2 separate regions of the Homo sapiens genome follow, and region 2 is linked to region 1. A link is an interaction called in ENCODE POLR2A ChIA-PET data of the cell type or tissue named here. Cell type or tissue: PC-3. All regions are shown on one strand. Links, peaks and the distances in the headings refer to the core of each region. The heading gives the core; the rest is flanking DNA.

What was found. Peaks named below come from ENCODE experiments on the same cell type or tissue, not always from the same donor. Only the 100,000 strongest peaks of a DNase experiment are listed, where the experiment ranks them.
Region 2: POLR2A ChIA-PET joins it to region 1 with 7 read pairs; 4 of 35 experiments call an interaction of 5 or more read pairs at or near these places.

What each region holds. Positions count from the first base shown.
Region 1 is chr1:210,249,782-210,252,692 of GRCh38, reverse strand. No RefSeq gene overlaps it. Among named protein-coding and RNA genes, the nearest start is that of SERTAD4-AS1, 17 kb to the right of the region's middle. RefSeq lists enhancers at 1-214, 770-1,325. In PC-3, for the core only: no CTCF peak of the experiment used is centred there; a DNase peak (open chromatin) is centred at 1,342; H3K4me3 peaks cover 1,569 bases.
Region 2 is chr1:209,843,762-209,846,672 of GRCh38, reverse strand. All of the region lies in intron 11 of UTP25 (UTP25 small subunit processome component), which reads right to left. Among named protein-coding and RNA genes, the nearest start is that of UTP25, 17 kb to the right of the region's middle. In PC-3, for the core only: no CTCF peak of the experiment used is centred there; no DNase peak of the experiment used is centred there.

The DNA of each region.
Region 1 (2,911 bases), core at 256-2,755:
CTACACCCTAACCCCGCCTCCTCCAGAGTCCTCCCAGGGTTTTTCCAGGGACCTGGTCAGCTTGAGGTCTTGGCAGCACTTGAAAAGCAGCGGTGGTTTTTGATTTAGTTGTTTAATTTTTATTTTTAAATATTACAGTGGAAAGAACGTGGACTTTGGAGTCCCATAGCCCTGGACTCCAATTCGGTGGGTCGAATACCTAGCTTTGTGACCCTTTGTGACACTCAACTGAGCTTCGTTTCACGACAGCTTTTTTCCCATGGGGCTGCTGTAAGGCTTAGATGCAATAATGGAGGTGAGGTTGCCCAGTCGGTAGCCTAAGACCCAGCGCTAGTGTCGGGGGAATGTGCACTTGACCTCAACCAGTGAAGGCGAAGGATAAGCTTCCAGGCCCTAAACCCGAGGCCAAGCCGGCCCCGGTCTCCTTGGCGCTCGCTGGCGTCCAGGGTCGGCAGCAGGGCTGGGGACAGTGGGAGTGGGTACTCGGCGGTTCCCAACCACGCCGCATGTCGGAATCCACGCGGACGTCTGAAGAAACATCCGCTGGGGGCCTCAGCAGAGTCCAATTCATCGCGAGCCTCTGGGGTAGGGCTCAGGCCTGAGGGTTTTGTAAAAGCTCCCGAAGGGGGCTCCGAGGTGCAATCAGGATTGAGAACTGGTGATTGAAGAACCACCGCGGTCTCCGGAAAGAAATAAACAAAGAGGCCTTCCTGGGGCGGAAGGGAAGAGGGCTGGCGGGTCCCCACCCGTGTGCAGGTGACCCCTTCACACCCGCATTCCCACGCCCAGGGACACGGTTACACGCACGCTTGGACACACGGGCACCCACACTCACCCGAACACACACACCCACGCCCATTCACGCTGTCCCGGACACACCCACACCCACTGCATTCTCCGGGCGAGTCCTGCGGCCGGAACCCAGACAGAGCGCGCCCGCTGGGGGCCGGGCCCCGCTGCTCCGAGGGTCTCAGGCCAGGAGGCCCGAGCGCGCCACAGCCGCTGACAGCGCGGCTCCTCCGAGCCCGGGGCGCTCGGCAGAGCCCCCGCCGGGCCGCGCCGCGCTCGCTCCGGCTCTTTGTTATGCTAATTCCCCTTCCCAGCTGGTGCCAGCTGCCTGCACAATGAGCGCCCGGAGCCCTTGCCAGCCCTCGCCAGCCAGGGAGTGGGGGCGGGGCGGGGGGGGGCCACCTCACACTGCGGCTGCCCTCCTCACCACCCCCTCGCCGTCCCAGCACAGCGCAGTCTGGCCGGGTGCTGAGCAGCCCAATAAGCAGCCTTTCCCCCGTCCTCCCCTCCCCCATGCTTGCAGGGCCGCGCCCCCCGGGGCCTGCAGGGCATCCTCTGATTCATTCCAGTCGCTAGGGCTGCCCGCCCTCCAGGTGCCAGGGCTTGATGATGAAAAGTAAAAGGCTCCTCCGCGGCTCGAGAGCCGTGAGGATGAAAGAGAAGCAGCCGCCTCCCAGACCACACAGCTAATCCTCCCATAAACCTCGAGCAAATAAGGGGAGAGGAAGAACAGGCCGGCTACAGATGTGGAGTGCAGCCTCCGGGGATCCCCAAATTAAAACTCGTGCAGGGGAAGCCCTTGGACCACAACCAAATGACACTAATTGGGTTATGGGACCATAATCTTGGCTGGTATTTAAAAAAAAAAAAAAAACAGTTATAGTCACAGCTGCAAGAACTGTCTTCATAAAAAGAAGGGGGAAAGTCCGCTATTTTATTACGCATAAGAATGAGAGAGAAGAGGGTTCACGGATCTCCTGCCTGCATGGTGCAGACAGGCTGGTTGCTTGAAGGCGAGGACAGTCTTGTGCCAGGGGGAGCCGCGTTGTGCCTGGCTGGCTCCGGGTGTGTGGAGCTAATCGGCTAAAGGAGGCGGGGGCAGGAGCACTCCAGGGGGAGGGGCAGAGGAACTGCAGTGAGAATGGGGAAGCATGGCCTATCCGGAGGAATGTATATTACAGAAGACAATAGATTAGCCGCCATATGCAGAAAACAATCATTTGGGACAGGAAAACTCAGAGATGTGTTCTTAAAGAAAGATCCAGAAGCAGTTTCTCAGTTTCACTGGGAGGGAAAAAAGGCATTCTGGGGAAGGGAAGGAAAGGAAAGGGTGACATGCAGAAAACTCAAGTGAACATCTTCAGAAAGATCCCTGATTGTTAGAATCAGGAATTGTTAGAATCAGAAGAGAAGGTTAGAAGGGAACAATCTTTTAGAGGCCCTTTGAATCCAGCCTCATCATTTGACAGATGGAAAATCAAGATCCAGAGAAGTGAAGGAGCTTGTTCATGGTTAGACAGCTAGTGAGTGGCAAACCTGGGCAAGACTCTGTTTCCTAACTCCTAATCTAGTTCTCACCACTAAGTTGGTTATAATCTTGTGGTTAAGAAACAGCAGTCATTTGACCAGAAATCAATACAATAGATTGACTCTAAGCAAATAAATGAAGAGTTATGATTTGTTCTTTTTCTTCTTCTTTCTTTCTTTTTGCTTTCTTCTTCTTTTATTTATTTATTTATTTTTTGGACAGATTCTTGCTCTTTGCTCTGTCACCCAGGCTATAGTGCAGTGGCGCAATCTCAGCTCACTGCAACCTCTGCTTCTGGGGTTCAAGCGATTCTCATGCCTCAGCCTCCAGAGTGGTGGGGACTGCAGGCTCACTGCAACCCCCACCTCCCGGTTTCAAGCGATCCTCCTGCCTCGGCCTCCCAAAGTGCTGGGATTAAGGTGTGCACCATCGTGCCTGGCCTAAACAGGACATTTTTAAAAGATTGAGGTAAGCTTTGTTGGATCTATAATAAGAACAAGTGTTAGAAATCAATTAATTCGTACAAATTCCATCCCAGGATTCTTCCTAGTATGTATTTCTTTATTCATCACTTAAAACACCCAGATAAATGGC
Region 2 (2,911 bases), core at 232-2,731, 410 kb after region 1:
CAGTGACTCCTACAAACACAGCCTAATCACCCTTACAGTACCTTCCACATGTCTATTTCACGAGCCACTGTTAAAGACAAATGAGGCAACCACAATGAACTTGAAAGACTGGCTCCTTCCTACGGTCCATAAAGACCAAGTCTACTACTTCTAGAACTGGGATTCTCCTGTAGGGGAAGGGAGTAATCAGAAATTCCCAGCAGCCTTTCCAAACTCCACAAATCCCACCTCCAGTTTCTGACTTGCCTCCTGGTTGAGATCCTCCCTGCTGTGGAAACCCACTGATAACGCACTGGAAAAGAGCTGTGACCCATCACTGGGAGGGCAATCATGACCAAATGTTCATCCAATTCTAAGATTCTGCTAGTTTAATCTTCCCCACATAAAACAAATCTTCAGGTTAAAAAATTTTTGCTAACTCAAAAATGAATTCTAATCTTCCTAACATTGCCAGCTGTCATAGAGAATATAAAAACAGAGTCAGATACTACAATATAAAATACATGTACATTTTCTGGCCGGGCACGGTGGCTCATGCCTGTAACCCCAACACTTCTTGGGAGGCTGAAGTGCGCAGATCACATGAGGCCAGGAGTTCAAGACCAGCCTGGCCAACATGGCAAAACCTCGTCTACTAAAAATACAAAAATCAGCCAGGCGTGGTGATGCAATTCTGTAATCCCAGCTACTCAGGAGGCTGAGTCACGAGAATTGCTTGAACCCAAGAGGCAGACGCTGCAGCGGGCCGAGATCACACCACTGCACTCCAGCCTGAGCAACAAAGTGAGACTGTCTTAAAAAAAAAAAAAGAAAAAGAAAAAGAAAAAAAAAGTACTTATTCTAAGGTCAAATTAAAAAAAAAAAAATCACAAAGGCACTGCACACCAAAACATCCATCATCACCTTGGTGATCTCTCGAGCAAAAAATTCTATAGCTGGAAACCTTGAGATAATTAGCTGTTGCAGAACTCTAAAGCACATTATTTTCATTCATCTTCTACAAAAGAAACACCAATTAACCTGGCCCAGGGCATAAAGCAAATGGCATATGCTGAGATTTGTCCTTATCGTGACTTTGAGGGCAACATGGCTTGGTAAATAGACAGTGTAATACAGGAGACTGTCCTGCTTACAAAGGGCTCCATGCCCTGTCCTTGAAAAGCTGCTGAGATATTAAAGAGCTTAATTCCCATCCCAGCTTAATTCACAGTTGCCATAGACAATCACACTGGGAAGTTTTCCAATCCATCCACTTCACTTAAAGGGCTTGCTTTCATTTGTCAAGATGATAGAAAGCTAAGAGCTTTTAAGACCTGATGAGTGCAACTTCCCCAAATACTTTCCAACATGAATGGAAACGACAACTTACTGGAACAGAGCAAATAATGAGGGCAACAAGCAGGCATTCATTAACACTCTTTGGCCAAGCAGCCTTCTCTGGGTAGCCAAGAATGGAGCCTGGGAAACACAAATTTAATCAATCCTCAACTCTCTAAGAGGTCATGCCATGCCAGCTTTGCTATGCCTAGGCAAGCTGCTGGGACGCCTCCCTCCCCATCCTGGGAACAAGGACGTTATCTGGGGAGCACCATCCTAATCGTTTTAGCATAAACTAAAAGGTAATGCAATGCCAAAGTGCATCATCTAATGTGCTCCAAAGCTTGGGAGATTTCTGGCGTATCTGTTTAGGATTCTCTGAGAAAATGCACCCATTGTGAGTTAATAAAACAGTAAAGTCAGAACTTAAATCCACTGGACATTATTGTGAAATCAGGATGAGGTAACAGAATGTAATTTACATAACTCTACAGGCAAGGGTTAAAAAAAGCCTTTTACATATTATGCAACCATGAAAATTGAAAATAAAAATCTAAAAAATAAAAAAGCTTTTTCTATTTATCAACAGAGAGAGACTTAGCAAAACAATAAAATACATGAGCTCTAGGGCCAGAAGGGCCGCCACTATCCCAAACAGTAATAGAAGGCTCAGTATTACTAACCCTCTAATTAGAGTTGGTTTTTTTTTTTTTTTTTTTTTTTGAGATGGAGTTTCGCTCTTGTTGCCCAAGCTGGAGTGCAATGGCACGATCTCAGCTAACTGCAACCTCTGCCTCCCGGGTTCAAGCTATTCTCCTGCCTCAGCCTCCCGAGTAGCTGGGATTATAGGCACACACCACCACGCTCAACTAATTTTTTATATTTTTAGTAGAAACGGGGTTTCACCATGTTAGCCGGGATGGTCTTGAACTCCTGACCACAGGTGATTCGCCTGCCTTGGCCTCCCAAAGTGCTGGGATTACAGGTGTGAGCCACTGCACCTGGCCTGAGTTTTTAAAAAAATAACATGAAGACCAATCAACTTATTTTGTCAAAGTCACCTGGTAGGAAATCTAAGCAAACGCTGAAACCCTTCAACATTCAACTTGAAGCCCTTACCCTTTTACCTCCTGCAAATGTCAAGGAGCCCACGGTCCTAGTTCTCCTTGGTAGGGAGTATCTGTGCATACCTCAGGAACACCGCAACTGTCTGGAAACTGACACTGTACTCAGCCTCCATCTCCCCAGAAAACACAGTTCTCAATGCTTTTGTCTGTGCACTGAGGGCAAACAGAGGGAAAAAGTCTAGACAGGGACAACTCAAGTGAATACAGGGAAGGTCCCTCCCCTTCCTTGTATTCATTTGAGTTGTCCTGTAATGTCCTTCTTGCAGTGTATAACCACAGCTACATGCCAGGTCTATAGACAGGGTATGCTTTGGTTTCTACATCCTTCTTCAGCAATGCCCATTTTGGGAGAAAACCAACTAACCAACCAAGAAGAGTCTGTCCAAACCAAAAACTCTCTGGCTACTTTGTAAGAGTGCGAGAGTGAGGGATGATCTCAACACCACGAAGCCTGCCATGCATTCAGA